2 separate regions of the Homo sapiens genome follow, and region 2 is linked to region 1. Evidence: chromatin loops called from intact Hi-C (ENCODE). Cell type or tissue: B cell. All regions are shown on one strand. Links, peaks and the distances in the headings refer to the core of each region. The heading gives the core; the rest is flanking DNA.

What was found. Hi-C counts contacts between places; a loop is a spot of excess contacts. Peaks named below come from ENCODE experiments on the same cell type or tissue, not always from the same donor. Only the 100,000 strongest peaks of a DNase experiment are listed, where the experiment ranks them.
Region 2: a loop joins it to region 1, with 2.3 times the contacts of the local background. A loop is called at or near these places in 2 of 110 quality-filtered maps.

Annotation. Positions count from the first base shown.
Region 1 is chr5:158,194,399-158,205,373 of GRCh38, forward strand. No RefSeq gene overlaps it. Among named protein-coding and RNA genes, the nearest start is that of LINC02227, 210 kb to the right of the region's middle. In B cell, for the core only: no CTCF peak of the experiment used is centred there; a DNase peak (open chromatin) is centred at 4,373; H3K4me3 peaks cover 476 bases.
Region 2 is chr5:158,429,871-158,440,845 of GRCh38, forward strand. No RefSeq gene overlaps it. Among named protein-coding and RNA genes, the nearest start is that of LINC02227, 26 kb to the left of the region's middle. In B cell, for the core only: no CTCF peak of the experiment used is centred there; DNase peaks (open chromatin) are centred at 5,511 and 6,981; H3K4me3 peaks cover 1,038 bases; H3K27ac peaks cover 1,776 bases.

The sequences.
Region 1 (10,975 bases), core at 1,196-9,195:
CCACAGTGTTGAGTCAAGAGCTAATCCTCAGAACACTCATCTATGGACAGAGTCTCAGAATGGACCTTCCTGGCTTTCCTGACCCAGGATTTGTGGATGAGCTCTCTTTCCCATTAGACAGCTTGCTCCGCACATAATCAGCACCCTGGGCTTGGCTTCTACTGAAGGAGTGAGGAGCCCTTATTTCTGCCCTGCGGCTCTTTGCATGATAGATCATGCATTGTTATTGTGCACGCTTTCTCTGAATCCCTCCTCCTCTCCCTCCCTCCAGCCCCTTCTGCTACGTAACCGCTCAGGGTCCCAGGACAGTTGAAATCTGACCAGCCACAGTGCTATATTTAACTTCTGTGTGCATCACAGCTGAGGACTTGGCCCATACAACACAGGTGCACCCACAGCCGTTGTTTCTTCCTCTCTGAGGATGCAGGCAAAAAACCAGTGCCCCTGCCTGGAATGGAGGGGGCGTGGGAGAGGAGAGGCCGAGTCGTTCCTCAACCTCGTGGTCTGCCCAGCCCTGCTCACTGCAGCGTGTAGTGAGACAATATGGCAATTCATAAAATGTGACATTCATGTGTGAGGCACACTGCTGTGAGCCTGTTTTATTCCATGATAAAAACTACATCTGTCAGAACCTATCTGCTCATGTTCAGGCCAGGAGGAGAATTGTATCGCCTAGATTTGCTCTCTCCTTCCTCTTACTAGAGGCAGCTTCCTCCTGTCTCCTACCAGAGCCAGTTGAGGGGTCCCCTGTCATGGGAGAAATCCATGGTGGACCTCCATGTGTCAGAAAAAAGGATGAACCGACTTCAAATTATTTCTCTCTTTGAGGGTCTTGCTCTACAATGGCAGAGAATTTCTGTGACAGATTAAAAAAAGACACATTTGACATATGTACATATAGATAAATTATGACACAGGCATGTATATAATATACCTATATATTTAAAAATATTTTAAAAACTGACTTTGGGTTTGAAAGTTTTCAGCAGGCATTTTTGTTTCAGTTAATCACGTTTCTATTGCAGCCTGGGGACTTTTTAAAACATTTGTAGAACCCCCTATCTTGTTCCCAAAGGCTTAAGCATTATTTGATAATTAGCCTTCACAATTATGTTATACGTTTTGGAGAGAAGTGAGAGCTGGGGAGGGTGGGAGGAGAAAAGTTGTGTGTGTTAGTTAATGTGGGAGGAATGAGGGGTATTATCTGGGGATTGGAGGAATGCTTATGAGAGAAAGAAGTTCACTCTGTCAAAATCGTGTTGGTTGCCAGTTCTCTGTGAAACCCTCATTTAGGATACAGGGAAGGGGGTTGGGGGACGTTGGAAACTTTCTCACCTTTCCTAATTAAAATGATGTCAGAAAACAGGATCCAAGTAGAGGCCAGCTATATGCCATTTAAAAAGAAATATGCTTCATTACACTTTCTCTCCATTTCCCGGAACTCACTATGGGAACAAGAGAAAGGAAGAATCCTTGTTAAAATTTTGGAGATAGTATTTTGGTCTTTACCAACTGTGACCTTGATAGCACAATGCAGTGATCCTTGCTAAGATGACAGTTTTCCTTTCCTTCTCTCTGCCTGTGTTCATACACCACCTGCTTCTCATTGTCCACACACTCACATCAGCAAACTGCAGCATCTCGTGTTCTTGGTTCATGCTCTCTCTGACTTGCTGGAGAAAACAGTGATCTTTTCACCTTCAAATAGGTATATTTGCTCTGTGTTTTTATTTTGTGAAAATTATTTCCTTCTCTAAGGAGAAATGTTTGTTTTTGTTTATTTAATCAGATTCCAATAAAGTTGAGTATATGGCTTAGAGAGCGAGAGAATGAGAGAGGGGGATGTGTGTTGTGTTTTATTGTGTTTGGAGTGTGTGTGTGTGTCTGCAGAGGATATCTGAAGGATCCTACCACGAAAAATGATCCTCAGTCAAAATGTTAAAGTAGATGATGGTGTGTGCCAGGGGCCATTTCTTACTGTACCACTTTTCTTTCAAATCCGAGATGTTAGAGGAACACAGTACTTCTCCAAGATACAGTGATATTTCAGGCAGTACCAGACAGTGGGAAAGGCTTTTTGCTTTCGTTTGTTTGCCTGCTATTTATTACTATTATTATTAGCTTTTGATGGGGAGGGGATGGGAATTTCTGGTTTTGGGGACTTCTAGAATCCAATAACATAGAGAGCTGCTTGAGGTTAGTTGTGCTACATGGTTTAATGTGGCTTTTGTTGGGTTGTTTTTTTGTTTTGGCCAGGAGTAGGAAACCGGCTGCAAAGCAGGATGATTTGGTTTTGATGTCTGTCCCCTCCAAATGTCATGTTGAAATGTAATCCCCAGTAGTTGCAGGCAGAGCTCAGTGGGAGCTATTGGGCCACGATGGGTAGATCACTAATGAAAGGCTTAGCGTCATCCCGTTGGTGATGAGTGGGTTCTTGCTGAGTTCATGCAAGAGCTGATTGTTTAAAAATGTGGCACCTCCCTCAGCCCCTTGTTCCTGTTCTAGCCATGTGACACATCGGCCCTGTGGCTTTGCCTTCCGCCATGATTGGAAGCTTCCTGAGGCCTCACCAGAAGCAGATGTTGGTGCCATCCTTCCTGCACAGCATGCAGAACTTTGAACCAATTAAGCCTCATTTCTTTATAAATTACCCAGCCTCAGGTATTCCTTTACAGTGACGCAAAAATGGACTAACACACAGGAGTTACAGTTTAAAGGCCTGTAGGGGCCATGACTATGATGGAGATGATTGAACCCATCTGGGCGTGAGGCAGCTGGGATAGAAGGGGACTGTGCATGCAGGAGATGGAGCTACCGCATTCCAGCCCGCTGCTGCTGGGCAGGGATGCAAGCCCAGTGTTGGCAGATCTTTGATTTTTTTCTGGATTCTGATGTAAAGTTTCTTGACTTTAAAATGTTTATCACTCATTCAAATTAAGAGGAAAAAAACCAACTCACATCCTGCACAACCTTGGAAAGGTCTGTTTACTCCTTTATGAAACAAAAGCATTAGGGTGGATGAGCTCAAAAATTTCTACTTGACCAGACCTTTTAGGATTGTATAATTCCTGAATCCTGAGTTCAGACCTTCAAAATCCCTTCATTTCCTGTTTTTCTTTTTTTTTCACAAAGAGGTGGGCAGATGTTCAAAAGGAGAAAAGAGGAAACAAAACAGATGTAGAGAAGGATCAGGAAGGTCTAGATAGTGGAAGGTGGTGCCTGCCCATGTGCCACTCTGCTTTTTGGAGAAAAGCTTCTTTCTCTGAATTCTTTATGAAAGCTACCTTTCCCTCCCCTGAACCGCAATAGTCCTTTTCCAATCCCCTTTTCAACAGATATGCTTATTTAATATATTTATTAATTGCCTGCCTGGGGGCAGGCATACTTTTATGACTTCTGTAATTTTTCCACTTGTATTATAGTTACTTGAGTAAAAGGATGGAGAGAACTTTATTTTCCAAATTTCTTGGATACCAGGAAGGAGGCTGGTCTGTTGCAAGTACACACTGTGAGAGAAGCAGGGTGAGAAGAGGCAGAGCGGACAGGGCTTACGCTGTTTGGAAAAGAGTGCGTAGTGAGGTGGGTCACCTTTTGGAGAGCCCACGCTTTGAGAGCCAGCAGAGTGAGGTGGAGAGCCATCAAGACAGCCGACAGCTATGTGGCGTGAGATGCAATTGCCCTCCACTGTCCTCAGTTCTTCCACAAAGTTACCAAAGTTGTGAGGTGCTGGTGCCCGATCAAGGCAACAGGCACAGGTGTAGCAGCAGAGCAAAAAGGCCAGGAGTTTGCAGATGTCATGAGGAGAACTGTGGATTCAAACAAGCCTTGAAACTGTCCGAGCCAATTCCTGAGATGCAGTGAGGTCCCCAGGTAACATTTGGGTACATTTGGGCACATCTGGGCCCATTGTCACCTGAGCCAGGTTGTGAGCAGTTTGGGAGCAGGATCCTTGTCAAAGTTGTCTCTGGAGAAGATATGGGGACAACACAGTGCTTTTGCATGGAATGGATGTCAGTAAATACTTACTTACTGAATGAATGATTGAAGAAAGGAAGGCAGGCAGAAAGGAACGAGAAAGCTGTTAACTGCCAGTCCCTTAACATGGAATGCAGGCTTTACATGGAAAGACAGACTAAATAAACCAGCTTGGAGAGAGTTAATTTCTGCCTGCAGCATTCACAGGAAGGATAATGTATGCTGGGGCGGAAAAGCATTAGTTTTTCCCTTTTTGAAACCCCTAAAAGATTTGTCTGAAGCATATATTTAAATGGGCAGCGTACAGGTGTTTTCAGAGCTGCTCCAGCCCCAGAGAAGGCCTCAGGGCAAACCAGAGAAGACGGTACTTGGTAACGAGAAACACTCCTCAGCTACTCTGCATGCTTCAGTGGGAAAATGCAAATCAACTCATTCTCGCTTTTGAGGACAACTTCAGATAAAGGGTTCCCCAGGCAAAGTAACCCCTTCAATGTGCCTGACTGTCTTTCCCCATTGCTATCTTTTCCTGCACTACCTGCAGTGTGAGCTGTCGGGGGTGGGGAGGGGTTGTGGATGGGCTGCACCGGAGATGAGAAAGGAGTTGCATAGCAATGAGGAGGTGGAGGAGGAGAGAGAAGGAAGGGGCTTGGGCTTTTGTGTGGGTACAACTTTGTGGAAAAGGCCTTAAACTAGGAGATGGGATTACCTCTACTTCTGCCTCTGTCGGCCACCAGCTGTGGATGACCTTGGGCAAGAAGGGGGATTCATAGGCAATCAAAGCTGAAGTGAATAATGTTGGAAATCATATCAATTTCACTAACTAGTTTTTTGTTTTTGTTTTTTAACAGTTGGGAAACTGAGATTGAACAAGATATTAATGGAGAGTAAGTGGGAGGCTAGGTTTAGAATTCAGGTCCCCCAGCTTCGGGAACAGAGCCCTTTCCACCATCCCAAGTATCATGCTCAGGGGCATCAGTACCAGCAGATTTGGGTTTCAGATTTCATAATTTGTATATGAAAGTTGGGGTGTGTCTAGGGGCTCAATTAAGACTTTCAAAACCTGAATATCTAAAAAAATTATGGTGACTTTCCCCAACCCCCAGTGTAGGTAAAGTTGATCCTTGAACAACATGGGTTTGAACTGAACGTGTCCACTGATTTGTGGATTTTCTTCCACCTCTGTCATTCCTGAGACAGCAAGACCAACCCTCCCACTCCTCCTCCTTCTCCTCAGCCTAGTCAATGTGAAGACAAGGATGAAGACCTTTCTGATGATCCACTTCTACTTAATGAAGAGTAAATGTATTCTTTCTTCCTTATGCTTTTCTGAAAAACATTTTAACATCTAAAATATGTGTTAATTGGCTATATTATTGATAAGACTTCTCTGTTCAGTAGGCTATTAGTAGTTAAGTTTTTGGTAGTTAAGTCAAAAGTTATATGCAGATTTTTGACATGTAGGGGAGAGGAGATTGGCTCCCCTAATCCCTGCATTGTTCAAGAGTTAACTGCAATTGAAAATAAAAGCAATGCTAAATTGTTACACAAGTATAAGCAACTAGAATAATTGTTTTTTCTCCTGATGACTACTCTGATGGTTTTCAAATAATAAATTCAATAAAATTTTTTTATTTCAGGTGCCCCTGTTTTAATGGTGGCCCGGGCACATGCTTTTTCCGCTTATAGGGAAATCCATTTTATGACCCTGAATGTCATTATGTACTTATTTTTGAGTGAGTGCATGAGTGAGTTGTGTGAACATGTTTGGGCAATTATCTTTGGTTATTTTTGTGTTCATGTGATTTTCAATGGTTTTAAGTACATATTTTTTTTGGTGCAAATATGTATGTATATAAATGCAGATTTCTGTTTTCTTTTTTATAAAGAGTGAGGCAATCAAATGATTGCTAAAATTGTCAGGCTTTAGTTTGCTAAATGAGACAATGTATGTTACGAGAGCCTTTCACATGGCATGAAGGCCACTTTTTCTTAACAAGTAAAAGGTATGATTACTCCAGATGAATCTCAGTCTCAACTTGAAATGGTCTGGGTTAGAAAAGTACCTGGGACCTGAATTTCTAGAGAAAGTGATTATGTCAAGTCAAAGAATGGGCAGGTTTGCTTTAGGCTTTATTGATTTTCATACTTTGCTTTTCAGAGGTTGGGTCTCAGTAACTTTCAATGTTTCCTTGGTCGGCAAGGAGTTTACTGTAGTTTTTACTTGTTTATTTATCTGAAACTTGTGTGTATGGTATACATATATTAAAAACATGACATATGTTTTGATACATAAACACAAAGTATTTCATATTGGTGGCTCCTTTTGTTTTGGCTTGGCTTGTCTCTCCAGGGACCTGAGCTTGGGGCTGGATGTGAGATGAGTGCTGCGTATCTTGGATATAATCCATAACCTGGTGTCATTTTAGCCTCAGGCAAGTGCTCCCTGCCTGCGAATAAGACTTTGGCCCTGGCTACAGAGGAGCTCCCGCTTGTCAGTGGGGGATCCTCCTCAAACTGAAATCTGGACTTATTCCCTGTGATGATAACAAGAGTTGGAGGACTTCATCGTAGAACACCCTGCATTCTTTTTCCTGAGTGGCTTCTCATCTATGTTGCCAGTTCATTCTCAGAAAAGATTACTGTAATACTAAGATCGTGTTTGTTGAGTCTTTAGTGTGGGCCAGTGTTCTCAGGAGTAGCAACGGTGCCTGCCACATTCCTGTAGCCCCCAAAGGATATCTGGTAATATCTGGAGACAATTCTGGCTGGTAATATCTGGAGACAATTCTGGCTGTTCTGGAGAGGGGAAGACTGCTATGGGCACCTAGTGGCTGGAGGCAGGGATACTGCAAAATAGATTATAGTGCACAGTGCAACCACTCTGCCCCCAACAAATAATTATCTGCCTCAAAATGTCACTAGTGTTGAAGTTGAGAAACCTTGGTGTGTGCTCTGTGTTCCTTTGTTACAGGTGTGTAGGTGCTAATGTCTGCTGCCCATACTGAAAATGAAAGGCACTATGGCTTGGAGTTAAGAAAGGACATGACCGAGGTGTAGACCTGCATGGGAGCCAGGTCTGTCTGCTTCTGGATCCTCAGCTTGAAGCACCACTCTTGTTGCAAACATCCTCAGGCCTGTCTGAGCAGCATCCCAGAAAATGAGCTAGGATTTGCACTCAATGCACCAGCACCCCTTACAGATAGAGGTGAACTGTGATTATACCAGAGAAACCATGTCTACCTTTCTCATCCTGACTCACAGATAGTGGGTACTGTGCAATAAGTCTCCTGTGGTATAAAATTCATCGTTGTTTAGCCCCCTCCTCTTCTCTCTTTCCTTCATCTTACCCTTTTGATTTTGCTTGTGTTGCATCACAGTAATCTTATTCTCCTTCAAAACTACAGCCCCTTCCTGAAAGGGATCTCCAATAGCTGGTGGGTCAACTTCATTCATTGCCTAATTGGATGACTGTCCGTGGGGGTGAGGTTGTTGATTGCTGCCACCAGGCAGACCAGAGAAAAGGACAGTTTCATCTGAAACTGGACATTCAGTTTTAAATTCTTTTGATGAAAAATTCTCTGGTTGTTCAGAGGCTAAGGAAACTAACAAATAAACCTGAATTTAGGTTTCAGATTGTGCCAGGATTTCACAGGAAAGCTTTTCCTCCCACAAAAGCCTTCTGAGGGATTCCTTTATCAGGAGAGAAAAGCATTCCTGGAGATCTCATTAGGTAAATTACTCTCAGATTAACATATTTTATTAATTACCTATTATGAGATCCCAAAGCTAAACAATCATAAAAACAACAGAAAGAAGTAAATATAGTTCTCAGTGACTAATAGATGCCATGAAAGACATAATCAGTAAAATCAATTATATGCATTATTATAATGAAAGGTACAGTTAGTGCTTTAAAAAAATAATTAGGTTATTGGCTAAGAGGAAACTAGCCCCCTTCCATTGCCCTGAAGCAAGCCCCGGAGGCTTCACTCAAAGGCTTTTAGTATAGAAATCATTGGTTTTATTGGCCAGGCAAATTAGTGACTCCATTAGCTTCACCAGTGGGGGACCCTGGTGTTCCTAAGTCACCAGGTGCTTTTGATCTGGTTGCACATTTTCTCAAATGGAAAAATATAACATTGGAACCATGCATCAAAATGTGAACAAAATATATGTCAGGCTACATGGATGGCGAAGGTAGGAGGTGAGGTAGAAGCAGTAAAATAGGTGGTGAAGGTTTGGCTGTGTGTGAGTGGAGTGTGTGCCGCACGTGTGTCCCACCCAGTCCACACGCATGTGTCACTGGAGAGCTGATCAACAACATTTCCAAATCCCTTTCCAGAATTCAACTTGCCTATCTTGCTTTGTATGTAAAAATATTCCACTTAAACCTGTAGCAAAGCCACCTCCAAAGTGCTAATAAATAATATATGCAAAGTTTTTTTTTCTTATCAACATAAAGAAATGTGGAGTTGTGAGGCTGGTGAAAACTCGCATTAGACAATGTAATGAAGCAGGAATTAGAACAGCGTAGTTCCTCTGGCCATTATAAATGAGGACGGCAGCTACCTGGAGAATGGGAAAACTGATGAGTACAGTCTGTTGGGGAGAGCAGGAGGAAAATTTCCCTCAGGAACACATTTCAAATTACTTATTTATGAACTGATGAACTGGGAGACCACCTATCGAGACATCGGTGTAAGCAGTCTGCTGAAGACAGCTACAGAACTCCAGCTAATTGCGCGGCTGTTTTCTCTTAGAACCCCTGCTCTCCAGCTGGGCTTTGGAGGCAAGAAATTTAGGCTCTGACTAGAAGTTACACTTTTCCTTTTTCTTGTCATCATACATATATACATCCATATTTTAATACACTTGAATCGTTTGGCGAGAGCCTGGGACAAGGCTCCTGCCATTGGCCTGGGAGGGGCTGGCGTAGACAGGTTTTGGTGTTAAGGGTCCTGCAGGCTGTGCCCCGCGGTCAAGGTGTGGGAGATGGAGTTCTGGGCTCCTGCATCAGCTCCCCAAGGCGATTGGATCAGGCCATGGAGAGCCGCACCCCTTGCCTCCCCTTTTTGGTCAGCATCTTCCTCTCCATTGCCATGGCAACAGGGCATTGTGTGCTTCCTCTGTGCTGGGCTCTCTGCCATGTTTTACATGAATGATCTCATTTTACCCTCATGAGAACTTCTATGAAGGTAGGCACTGTCGTTATCCCCATCGTATAGGTGAATAAACTGATTGAGAGAAGTGACGTGACTACCAAGGCCATAAGCCCAAGTCCTTCTGATGACGGGCCTCAGATCCCGAATCATCTCCCAGAAGATGGTACATGTTCACTGGGAAGGAAGCAGCCTCTCCCATGGAGGTGGGCGACGGACTTATTCTCTCTGCTGCAGGCAGTGTGCTGAGCAGAAGAGGACCAGCAATCGAGAGATTAAATGTAGTGGGGAGACAGTGTAGCTGATGTTTAAGAGCTACATCTCTCATTGTTATCTTCGCTTTAGAGATGAGGTGACAGGGGCTCATCAAAGTGAGGCAAACTTGCCCTAAGTCACACATGCAAGTGGAAGAACCAGGGTGTGAACTGAGCCTGGGCTGTGAGCTTCTCACCAGGTAGGGAACTTCTTGAGGGTGGTGTCTGAATCTTATTCACCCTTTAATTCCCATTACCTGGCAGTATACCTATAGACATGGATCTTCAAAATGTATTTGCTGAATTAAATTTTCTTTTTTTTTTTTTGAGATGGAGTCTCACTGTATTGCCCAGGCTGGAGTGCAGTGGCATAATCTCAGCTCACTGCAGCCTCTACCTCCCGAGTTCTAGCGATTCTCCTGCCTCAGCCTCCCAGGTAGCTGGGATTACAGGCACACACTACCACATCTGGCTAATTTTTATAGTTTTAGTAGAGACGAGGTTCTACCATGTTGGCCAGACTGGTCTCAAACTCCTGACCTCCAGGTAATCTGCCCGCCTCGGCCTCCCAAAGTGCTAGGATTACTGGCATAAGCCACTGTGCCCAGCCTGAATTAAATTTTCAACCCCAAATTTGGGGAGCTTGTGGACCTCTTGCAAAGGTCCCCATTCCTTGGAAGGCACTGCAATAATAACAGCATGTAATATTGATTGCCCATCTAACTGTGCCAGTTCCTATGCCAATCCAGTACACGATCATCTCCTTCAGTTCTTACAGCCTGATGAAGCAGGGATGTTTATCATAATCTCCAGATTATAGGTTTAGGGCACTGGTGCTCAGAGAGGTTAAGTCAGTTGTTATCAACTAAGATCAAATTGCTGCTCACTGCCTCCCTTCCCAAGGGCCAGTTGGCAATGTCTGGAGATATTTCTGGTTGTCACAGCTGGAGGTGGGGTGCTCCTGGCATCTAGTGGGTAGAGGTTAGGGTCACTGCTAAATCTCTCACAATTCACAGGATGTCTCCTTACACCAAAGTATGACCCAGCCCCAAATATTAATGTTGTCCAGGTTGAGATAATCTGAGTTAAGTGCTTGCCCAAGCTATTAAGTGGCAGAGTCAGATTCAGACTTCCTTGTCCTATTCCAGAGCCTTTGTGCTAATCATATACTACATGATTTTCTCAGTCTCTCCCTCCTCGGGTAGCCTAGAGTTTGCTCAGAAGACAGTTACATTAGAATGTGAGTCACGGCGCAGTAAGTGACTTGGGGGAATGAATAGGGAGCCTCTGATGTGGATCTCTATGCAAAGTAAGTCCTCAATCTCATCTTGAGAGTTGGGTCCTGACTATATCAAATAAGTAAATTTGCCTGCATGGCAATTCTATTAGGGCCAGAGGTAGCTGGAGCCAGGAGGACTTGGGGGAAAGACAACAGGGCTGGGGCATCCCAGGTTCCAGGCTGATGTCAACAATTCCTGGTGTGTAGACTCCGGAAGGCCATGACACTCTCTGAGCCATCATTTCTTTAGGTGTGGGACCAAGACACCTCTGCCCTGCCTCATCACAGAGCTCTTTGTGAAAACCACA
Region 2 (10,975 bases), core at 2,080-10,079, 240 kb after region 1:
TACCATCACATGAAGCAAACAGAAAACAGTTGGAATCATTTCAGCAGACCAGAGAAGAGGGTAGCAGACACTGTTGATACTACCCACCATCCATTCCTCCTTCCTTTTTCTTAGAGGAACCCTGACTTTGTTCAGGTATCAACCTCTCCCCCATGAAGACTTGTGCCTTGAAAAACTTGACCCCATCTCCAGCCCCAGAAGTGGGCCTGATTGGGTTACTAATAATCTCATTCCCCTTGTCTGTGATTAGTTCAGCAAGGGCACATGACCCAGTCCTGGTCAACATGTAAGAAGTCTGATTACCTTGAAGCCACCATGCTGTGAGGAAGCCCAAGATACACAGAGAGGTCATGTGTAGGGTCTCTGGGCATCAGTCCTAGCTGAAGGTCAGCCTTCACGTCATGCCAGCCTAGGCCTTGACATGTGAATGAGGAAGCTTCCAGATGATTTCAGCCCTAAGTTATTTTAGTGACCCTCAGCTGAATTATCCCAGCCTGCTGAGGTCCTGGACATTACAAAACAGAGATAAATCATCTCCACCATGTCTGGCCTGAATTCCTGACCCACGATATTTGCAAGCACAGTAAAATAGTGGTTGCTTTATGCCAGTCAGTTTTGGGGTAGTTTGTTATACAGCTATAAATAACTAGGACACCTGTCATTCTTAGTTTGGTTTCATAACTTAGTGGCTCATGGCCTAGGCCTCCTTTTTAAAACAAAAACAAAATTAAATAATTTTGAGAAGAGTTTAGATATTTTGTGATTCACCCTTTCCAACTCTGATGCAATTGGATACTCCCTGGTTGGAGATGGTGTTTGATATTTTTTCAGTTCAGTTTCCTCCATCTAGAATTCTGATATAGACATATAGATGCAGCTGTTGATACTCTGTATCTGAAAACTGATAGAATGTTCTGAAATTTAATTCCATTCTATTTTCTGTATATCTTTCTTGAGAGGTTTTAATTGTTAGGCAAATTTTAAACCAATTCTGTATAGAATGTATAACTAATTAAAGTCAAAGTAACTCTCGCACTTGAGTTTTGTATTTCATTGCCTTTGCCCTCCTACACTGTAGGAAACATTGAATAGCGCCAGGCTTTTGAGCATCTGGAAATCCTATACAATTCAGGCTGTGAATAAAAATATTCTACCATTTCCTGGCCATTTTGTTCTGTTAAATACCAAAATTGGGTTTATTCCTTTGTAAATGATGAAGAGGGGGCAGAAATGAATGTATATTTCTAAAAACATTTTTATGTTTTAGAAATGACCATACTGTTTCATAAAATAGCTCCACAAATTAAGTAATTTTGAAAATCTGTTTCTGACTAAAACCCAGTTCTAAAAATGAAAGCATTCATTGATTAATTCATGCATTCATTCAATAACTATTTATTGAGTATCCATTATGTGCTAACCATTATGTTGGGTAATGGGAATTCAGAGGTGAACAAACCCAAAGATTTCTCTTGGAGGAATTCTAAAGAGACATAGAAAATGTTTTCCTGGTGATTACCCTCCCTGAGCTTGGTTTCAGTCCCACTTCTGCAACAGCTGCAGAAGGTCTCAGAAGCACATTTGCAATATCTCCAGCTACTTTGTCACTGTTGGCAATAGGCAGGAAGAATCTTAGGTGGAGCTGTTCTTTTGCTAAATTAAACAATGATCAAAACTCTGCTCATTTTTTCCATCACTAAATGTCATCTAATTTCCCCTGGCTGTTAAGACAGTATGTGTGTGTGTGTGTGTGTGTGTGTGTGTGTGTCTGTGTGACAAATGCATAAAGGATCATACACACAGAAAAAAAAGCAAGTAAGAAAATATACTGGGTGAGGCATAATTTACCACACAGTTAAAAAACAATGTGTACTCAGCCCATAAAAGATATTTGCTACTTTAAGATGTTGCAATGGACATCTGTTGATTTGCCTGACCACCATATGTTACTTTTCCTAGTAACATCACCCTGTTTTTGTGTACAGAAACCAATTCTCACTCTGTGTTTTGAGTGTGGTGAACCCTACACCCCAGTTCTAGGAGTAGCCATGTGACATAAGCTGCCAATCACCATAGGACAATCCTCAGGCCACTATGATTGGCTTAGTGGCAACGACATGACTCAAGCTAGTCCAATGAGAGCTTACTCCAAGATCCTAAAACAGCCTGAATAGAGACACCTGGTCTTCCCAAGTTGCTCTGGGATTGTGACAGGATATGATGTATCCTTGGGGTTCCTGGCTGCCATCTTGCTATTACATGGGAAGATTTATCCAGAAAATGGAGCCAACTCAGGAGAAGGTAGATCTGAGATAAAGAGAGAAAATCACATCCCACAATATTTAAGCCATTTTGCCCAGACTGAAAATTTCTTAACATTTCTTTTTTTGCTGTTTTTTTTAATTAGCAAACCTGCCAGTTTTAGTAACTTCTGTTTCTCTAGATGTTTGCAAACTAACCAGTGTATATCTAGTACTTAAACATGCACTTTGCTTTAATAAGCTGCCTTTCAAGTCATTAGAGAAGGATTTAGAGGTTAAAGAATGATGTGGTAGGTAATTTATGTTTGAATCAACCTCCTCTTTTATAGACTATGTTAAAAAGTGCCTATAAATATTTCTTCTTGGCATCTTCAGCAATCTTAATGGGTTAAGTGCCCAGCATGTTCTACATGAGGTTCAATTCACAGTGATGTACCTGAGCAGGAATGGACTTCCCTCTTACTTACCATTTCCGTTCTCTTGTTTCCATCACTACCTCAAAGTCTGTCTCCTCTGCAGTTCAGGCAGTGTATCTCTGAGAAGGTCACTAAAATATATGTTCCTGGGCCAGGCGTGGTGGCTGTATCCCAGCACTCTGGGAGGCCAAGGCAGGTGGATCACCTGAGGTCGGGAGTTCAAGACCAGCCTGACCAACATGGAGAAACCCCATCTCTACTAAAAAATACAAAAATTAGCTGGGCATGATGGTGCATGCCTGTAATCCCAGCTACTCGGGAGGCTGAAGCAGGAGAATCACTTGAACTGGGGAGGCAGAGGTTGCGGTGAGCCGAGATGGCGCCATTGCACTCCAGCCTGGGCAACAAGAGCGAAATTCCATCTGTGTGTGTGTGTGTGTGTGTGTGTGTGTGTGTGTGTCTGTCTGTCTGTCTGTCTGTCTGTTCCTGGCCTTAAGCCCTTGCTCCCACTAGGGGCTTAAAGATTCTGATTCCTGTAAACCTAGGTGGGAATCCAGGAATACCCATTTTTTCACAAGCGACCCAATAATCTCACATGAGGTACTCCTTGTTAAGTACTGGTTTAAGGAATTAGAATCCTAAGGGAGAATGGCTGGAGGGATCTTTACGTATAATCTAGTATAGTCTTAACCTCCAATATTAATTTCAGAGGTTGAGACCCAGAAGTGAAAGTAAATGGTGTCAGCACTGGAATGCAAGTCTGTTAAATTTCTCCAAAACCCTTTCTACTGCACTTGTATGGTCTTCACATTCAAACCTGAAACAGAATGCAGTTGTGCTCTCCCCAATAGTCTGAACTCAATATTAAATTTTTAGAAAAAGAAAGAGGATGCAAGAATAATGTGAGACCTCTTAGCTGGTGGATAATGCTATCCTGATGTGGTCTCTGATCAGTTATTTTGCTTATAGGACAGAGAACATCTGTAATGATAACCTGGCTGCAATTTACTGAGAATATAATATGTGCTACGCACTGTACTCATAGATGTATTCTTTCTTTTAAAGTTCAATCGTGCCTAGAAAAGAGGCACTAGCACTGCCTCTGAATGTGAAAAGTGAAGTGAAGTAATTTGCCCCAAATCACTCAGCCAGGATGCAACTGTGATTTCAATCCCAATAGGCACTGGTAGCATGCCTTTCTCCCTCTCCTTTCTCTTTCTTCTCCTTTCTCTCCATCTCCTCCTCCTTCTCACCAAGGACTAGATCCATGACCTCAGCTGGCAAACCTACAAATATGGACGATTTGTCATAAGACAAGAGTGGCTGGCAGTGTACACCATCCCCATCTAGTACTTTAGAATGGAGTGAAAAGCTTTGTCTTTTCCAACAGAGCACATGTTCTAAAATAAAGCCTTGGAAAGTTCAGCTGCCTGGGGCATGTCAGAGATCATTGAGCTTGAATCTCTGGAAGTAAAAGGCAAAGTCTAGGATATACTTAATGATGAGGATGGTAGTGATGATGATGATGATGATGATGATGATAAAAAATAACACCCATTGAGAGCCAGTGATGTACTGGATATTTCTCAGGGTTCTGTATCCATGATCTCTTTTACTCTTCACAACAGTCCTAAGATGTAGGGACCATAATTAATCCCACTGCTTTTATAAATAAACTGAGTCAGCGATAGGTTAAGGAAATGGCCACAGTTCCGAGTAAGTAGTGGAGGTGGGAATCAAATTTAGGGAACTGAGTCTCCTAAACCTGGGTACAATAGGATGACAGCTACATAACAGAACTGAATTACTTGCCTAATCAGGATGAGTAAATCCCTAATTTAGAGTCTTTGGAAGTATCCAGAAGGAACACGTCTCGTGCTTCTTTTGCATTTCTCCTAGTCCTTAAGGACAATATGGATATGGAGAATAATAACAATAATATTGATTACTAACATGTTCTGAGAATGTACTCTCTGTGTTGGATACCTTTAGCCCTTTGAAAGCGTTATGCCATTTAACCCTACAATCATCCCATGAGTTGGTTATTGTTATTAACTCCACTTGCAGATAAAGAGGTTACATAACTTGCCTAATGTTATTGCCCAAGTTGATATCAAAGCCCTTGCTCAGACACACTTACTAAATCATTCAAGAGTGGTACTTTATCTCTTCCAGTCCAAAAGTGCTGGAAGACTCCATGAATCTTTGTAAGACACTGTAAGAGCTTGGTTATCTCCTTACAGAAATAAGCTATCTTAATATGGCCCTCAATGGCTGAGACTCCTTCTGTGATATTGTGTCTGGAGTTGTCATGAACGTTTTTCTGACACCAGAATGCAATGACATGAACCTGAAAGTGATCCATAGATGAGAGGCTAGATAGGGTCCGGCTAGGGCTCAGCTTTGCCCAAAGAGAAGGGAACTTTGTACTGTTTGTATGTTCCCAGAGAGTTCCTGATATTGAGTCCCTTGGACATAACCACATGACTCCCTTTCAGAGACTGGGTTATAATTCCTCAACAAAAAAATTACCAAAAAGTAAAATTTAAAAGCCATCTAGCCACATATACTGCAAATATAATTTTAATAGATTTCTTTCCATTAAGGTTTTATTCTTTTTCTTTCTGTCTGTTCCTGACAATGCAGCTCTCTTCTCTGATTTCCTGTCTGTGGTTTTGAGTTGGGTTAGAGTGTGTGGGCTGAGCACGTAGCCCACAGCGAGCTCCCTCCCAGTGCCATCTGCACACCTTATTTGACACTGAATCATGCATTCTTCTGCCTTAATGTGTCTCTTATATTGCAGCTTGTAGTGTTATTGAAACTTTTGTGCATTTAATTCTTGTCTCCTCAATTAGCTCAAAAGTTCCTTGAAGTCAGGGACTATGATGTATACTTCTTTGCAGCCTCCATAATGGTGTTAAGGAAATAGCCGTTGATACATGTTGAAGGAAGTCTCTGGTATGCTGGCTGAGTTCTGCCCCATGACTTTCACATTGTGGTGGCTTCAGATCTTTATAAACTTGAAGTGATCTCTTTGTTCAAAGCAAGGTGATAGGACCGAGGAAGGCACAGTAAGGAGTGATGGGTAAGGATCCAAATGCTTTGGTTTGTAGCCCAGCTTCATCACTCATTAACTGTCTAACTTCAGCAAAGTTTTAAACCTCTTCCTAGCTTAGTTTTTCTTACCTACATTCTAAAGTTGACTGAAGAATTGAGTAAATTAACACATGTAAATTGCTTAGAAGAGGCCCTGGTAAATGCTCAATAAATGATAGATATTGTTACTCTCATGACTATGATCAATGCCCTTCAGCCAAAGACCACCAGGAAAATACTGTTGTTGAACAAGTTGGGTTTATTACTAATTTCAGTGAGAGAGAATGCACACCATGAGGAACTATAAGTCATCTCAGTAAGAGAGTGTTAGAAAGGACTTGTGGGACACAAGCTTGCATTAGGTGATTTGGGAGAGAGTTTAAGGAAGCAGTTTTCTTCTGAATTGGTGCTGTCAGGAAGTAGGAATAATCCTATGATTCAGTATCTAAAGAAATCTTATTTAGAGGGAGAGACTAGATGAAGGTTGAGTATCTAAATCAGTCTTATATAGAAGAAGGGAATGCCAGAACAGTTCTAAGGCTGTAATTGATTAAGAAGTAGCAATCATTCACATTAGCCAGGAAGGAGGGGAGATTGAGCATTTTTGCAGTTTGAACAATGCTGAAGTTTCTCTGTGTTCAGACAATATTATGGAATGGTCTAGTCTTTGTCTCGCTCCATCATGGTCACAGAGTGACCATGTCTGAGGTTGATGCTCTTTGAAATTGCTTACATTCCAAAAGGGAACATCAAAGCCTAGCCAACAGTACTAGATCAGCTCCTGGATGTCTTGCACAGCTTTTCTGTTTCTTGGTATGACTAATGTAATAGTAATAGCCACCATATTGAACACTTTTTACTTTCCAGACATTGTGCTGAGCAGTTGACCTGCATTAGCTAATACCATTCTCACAACCACCCAGTAACGTGAGTGCCATCATTAACAATCTACAAATGAGGAGACAGGCTGATATGGTTTGGATCTGTGTCCACACTTAAATTTCATGTTGAATTGTAATCCCAGTGTTGGAGGGGGTCTGGTGGGAGGTGACTGGATCATGGGGGTGAATCTTTCATGAATGGTTTAGAACTATCCCTTTGGTGCTGTTCTCATAATAGAGTTCTCATAAGATCTGGTTGTTTAAACATGTCTAGCACCTTCCCCTTCTCTTTGTCCCCCCTGCTCTTGCCATATAAGAGGGCCTACTTCCCCTTTGCCTTCTGCCATGGTAGTAAGTCCCCTGAGACATCCTCAGAGGCTGAGGAGATGTCAGCATTATGCTTTCTGCACAGCTTGCAGAACCCATGAGAATTATACCTCTTTTCTTTATAAATTATCCAGCCTCAGGTATTTCTTTATAGCAATGTGAGAATGGACCAATACATAGGCCCAGAGAAACTGAACAAATTTGGCCAAAATTATGGAGCTGGGAATAGGTGAAGTTTTATGAAAACCCAAGACTCTCCACCTCCACTTAGTCTCTGATGTTCAACCTTATGAGAGCAAAAGCTGATTGAGGACCTAATTTGGGCCTGGTGCTTTGCAAGCATTATCTCATTTATTCATGATCCTTTGCTATAAAGAAACTTGTAATCCAGCGTGAGATAAAAAACTAATGTCAACATCTGCAATATATGGCAGCTTATCATCCAACTGTTATAAATGTGTAGAGGAAGAAGTGATATATTCATTCATTCAAAAAATATTTGTTGAACTTCTACAATGTAAGGCATCATGTTAAATGTGAGATCTAGAGTTGTATCAGTGAGATATATTGAGTTCATGACCTCTTGAGAATTATGTTTTTTTGTGGGAAAGAGAAACGTTAGACAATTAAACAAATAAATATGTAATTATACATTCAGAAAAAGTGTATGAAGATAGATAACACATCTTAATAGTATACAGTAACAGTACTAGAGCAGGGCAGATGTATAGCTCTACTAGGTGTCCGGGAAGGACCTCTGGAGAAGTAACATTTCAGCCGAGACCTACCAGGTGCCAAGGAGGCAGTTTCCAGAAAAGCCGAGGGAAGAGCCTTCCAAGCAGTGGAAATACAGAGTGTAAGGGATGTATGACTGGAATACTCTAGGGAAATCCTGGAAAATTAAGAAGATCCAGGGTGACTGGGGCATCATGGCTTGGGATGAGATAGGGAAGATAGCCAGGCAGATCATAAGGCAAAAGGATGCAAAATTTTCTTCTCCATTCAATGGGAAACCATTGAAGGCTTTTAAGAAGGGAGATGAATTAATTCCAAATGAGAGTCTAAAGAGGACTCAATGGCAGAGCAACACTGGAGTTGGGCTGTGGAGGAGGAATATTATCAACAAAAGTAGAGAGTGATATACCAAAAAGAAGTAGACAATGTGAAAAAAGGCACAGAGTCCAGGAACCACCAAATTGGTGTCCAGATTGGTGAGTTAGTCTGTGCCCCTGAGAGAAGTGTGCATGCTGACAGTGCAGGGTGGAAGTAAATTCTGAAAGTTGCCCTTGGAGTTAGACTGTTGGACATGAAGTTCGAGTTTCTATAGACAGTGGGGAGTCATAGCATTGAGGGTCATAAGACTGACAAATGGAATAAGAGACCTAATTTATACTTCTCTTTTGTGCTTTCTTATTTTTATGGATTGGTTTGTGAGTACTCCTTGGCTCTTCTCAGACCAAACCCAGTGATAACACAGCCAGAAGGACAGGTTAGGGTTTTTTATAAAAGCAAAGCAAACAAACACAACCTTTGAAGCTTGCAATATTGAAGAGATTCATTTTCCTATGTTGCTAATGCTTTGTATTATGATTACTGTTATAAATTAAGTAGTTATTCTCAAAAAGCCTCAGACTTCTACGTTTTGGCTGGCACTAGATAAGGCTGATCAATACTCTGGACAAATATGTAGCTTTTCTATTTACTCAACAAGAATTTTTGAAAAAAACCCGTCTTTTCATAACATTGTCATTTTTGCCATGTTTAAAAGTTCAAGTAAATATCCAAACTTACTGCAACTGAATGGGGCTTTATCCTCTGTTTGGACAAAATACCAATATGGCTGTGAGACTGGTGTCTTCTGCTCTCATGATAGGAGCATGTGAAACTGCAGAGAAGATTTCTGAAATGTTATTTTGTGACTGTGAGCCATATTATTGTAATTGTTAGAATTATTATTTATTATACTTTAAGTTCTAGGGTACATGTGCACAATGTGCAGGTTTGATACATAGGTATATGTGTGCCATGTTGGTTTGCTGCACCCATTAACTCGTCATTTACATTAGGTATTTCTTCTAATGCTATCCCTCCCCCAGCCCCCCATCCCTCAACAGGCCCTGGTGTGTGATGTTCCCTGCCCTGTGTCCAAGTGATCTTATTGTTCAGTTCCCACCTATGAGTGAGAACATGCGGTGTTCGGTTCTCTGTCCTTGTGATAGTTTGCTGAGAATGATGGTTTCCAGCTTCATCCATGTCCCTGCAAAGGACATGAACTCATCCTTTTTTATGGCTACATAGTATTCCATGGTGTATATGTGCCACATTTTCTTAATCCAGTCTATCATTGATGGACATTTGGGTTGGTTCCAAGTCTTTGTTATTGTGAATAGTGCCGCAGTAAACATACGTGTGCATGTGTCTTTATAGTAGCATGATTTATAATCCTTGGGGTATATACCCAGTAATGAGATTGCTGGGTCAAACGGTATTTCTAGTTCTAGATCCTTGAGGAATCCCCACACTGTCTTCCATGGTGGTTGAACTAATTTACACTCCCAACAACAGTGTAAGTGCATTCCTATTTCCTCACATCCTCTTCAGCATCTGCTGTTTCCTGACTTTTTAATGATTGCCATTCTAACTGGCATGAGATGGTATCTCATTGTGGTTTTGATTTGCATTACTCTGATGGCCAGTGATGATGAGCATTTTTTCATGTGTTTGTTGGCTGCATAAATGTCTTCTTTTGAGAAATTTCTGTTCATATCCTCTGCCCACTTTTTGATGGGGTTGTTTGTTTTTTTCTTGTAAATTTGTTTGAGTTCTCTGTAGATTCTGGATATTAGCCCTTTGTCAGATGGGTAGATTGCAAAAATTTTTTCCCATTTTGTAGGTTGTCTGTTGACTCTGATGGTAGTTTCTTTTGCTGTGCAGAGGCTCTTTAGTTTAATTAGATCCCATTTGTCTATTTTGGGTTTTTTTGCCACTGCTTTTGTGTTTTAGACATGAAGTCCTTCCCCATGCCTATGTCCTGAATGGTATTGCCTAGGTTTTCTTCTAGGGTGTTTATGGTTTTAGGTTTAACATTTCAGTCTTTAATCCATCTTGAATTAATTTTTATATAAGGTGTAAGGAAGGGATCCAGTTTCAGCTTTCTACATATGGCTAGCCAGTTTTCCCAGTACCATTTATTAAATAGGAAATCCTTTTCCCATTTCTTGTTTTTGTCAGGTTTGTCAAAGATCAGATGGTTGTAGATGTGTGGTGTTATTTCTGAGGTGTCTGTTCTGTTCCATTGGTCTATATCTCTGTTTTGGTACCAGTACCATGCTGTTTTTTACTGTAGCCTTATAGTATAGTTTGAAGTCAGGTAGCGTGATGCCTCCAGCTTTGTTCTTTTGGCTTAGGATTGTCTTGGCAATGTGGGCCCTTTTTTGGTTCCACATGAACTTTAAAGTAGTTTTTTCCAATTCTGTGAAGAAAGTCATTGGTAGCTTGATGGGGATGGCATTGGATCTATAAATTACTTTGGACAGTGTGGCCATTTTCACAATATTGATTCTTCCTGTCCATGAGCATGGAATATTCTTCCGTTTGTTTGTGTCCTCTTTTATTTCCTTGAGCAGTGGCTTTTAGTTCTCCTTGAAGAGATCCTTCAAGTCCCTTGTAAGTTGGATTCCTAGGTATTTTATTCTCTTTGAAGCAATTGTGAATGGGAGTTCCCACATGATTTGGCTCTCTGTTTGTCTGTCAACGGTGTATAAGAATGCTTGTGATTTTCGCACATTGATTTTATATCCTGAGACTTTGCTGAAGTTGCTTATCAGCTTAAGGAGATTTTGGCCTGAGACGATGGGGTTTTCTAAATATACAATCATGTCATCTGCAAACAGGGACAATTTGACTTCCTCTTTACCTAACTGAATACACTTTATTTCTTTCTCTTGCCTGATTGCCCTGGCCAGAACTTTCAACACTATGTTGAATAGGAGTG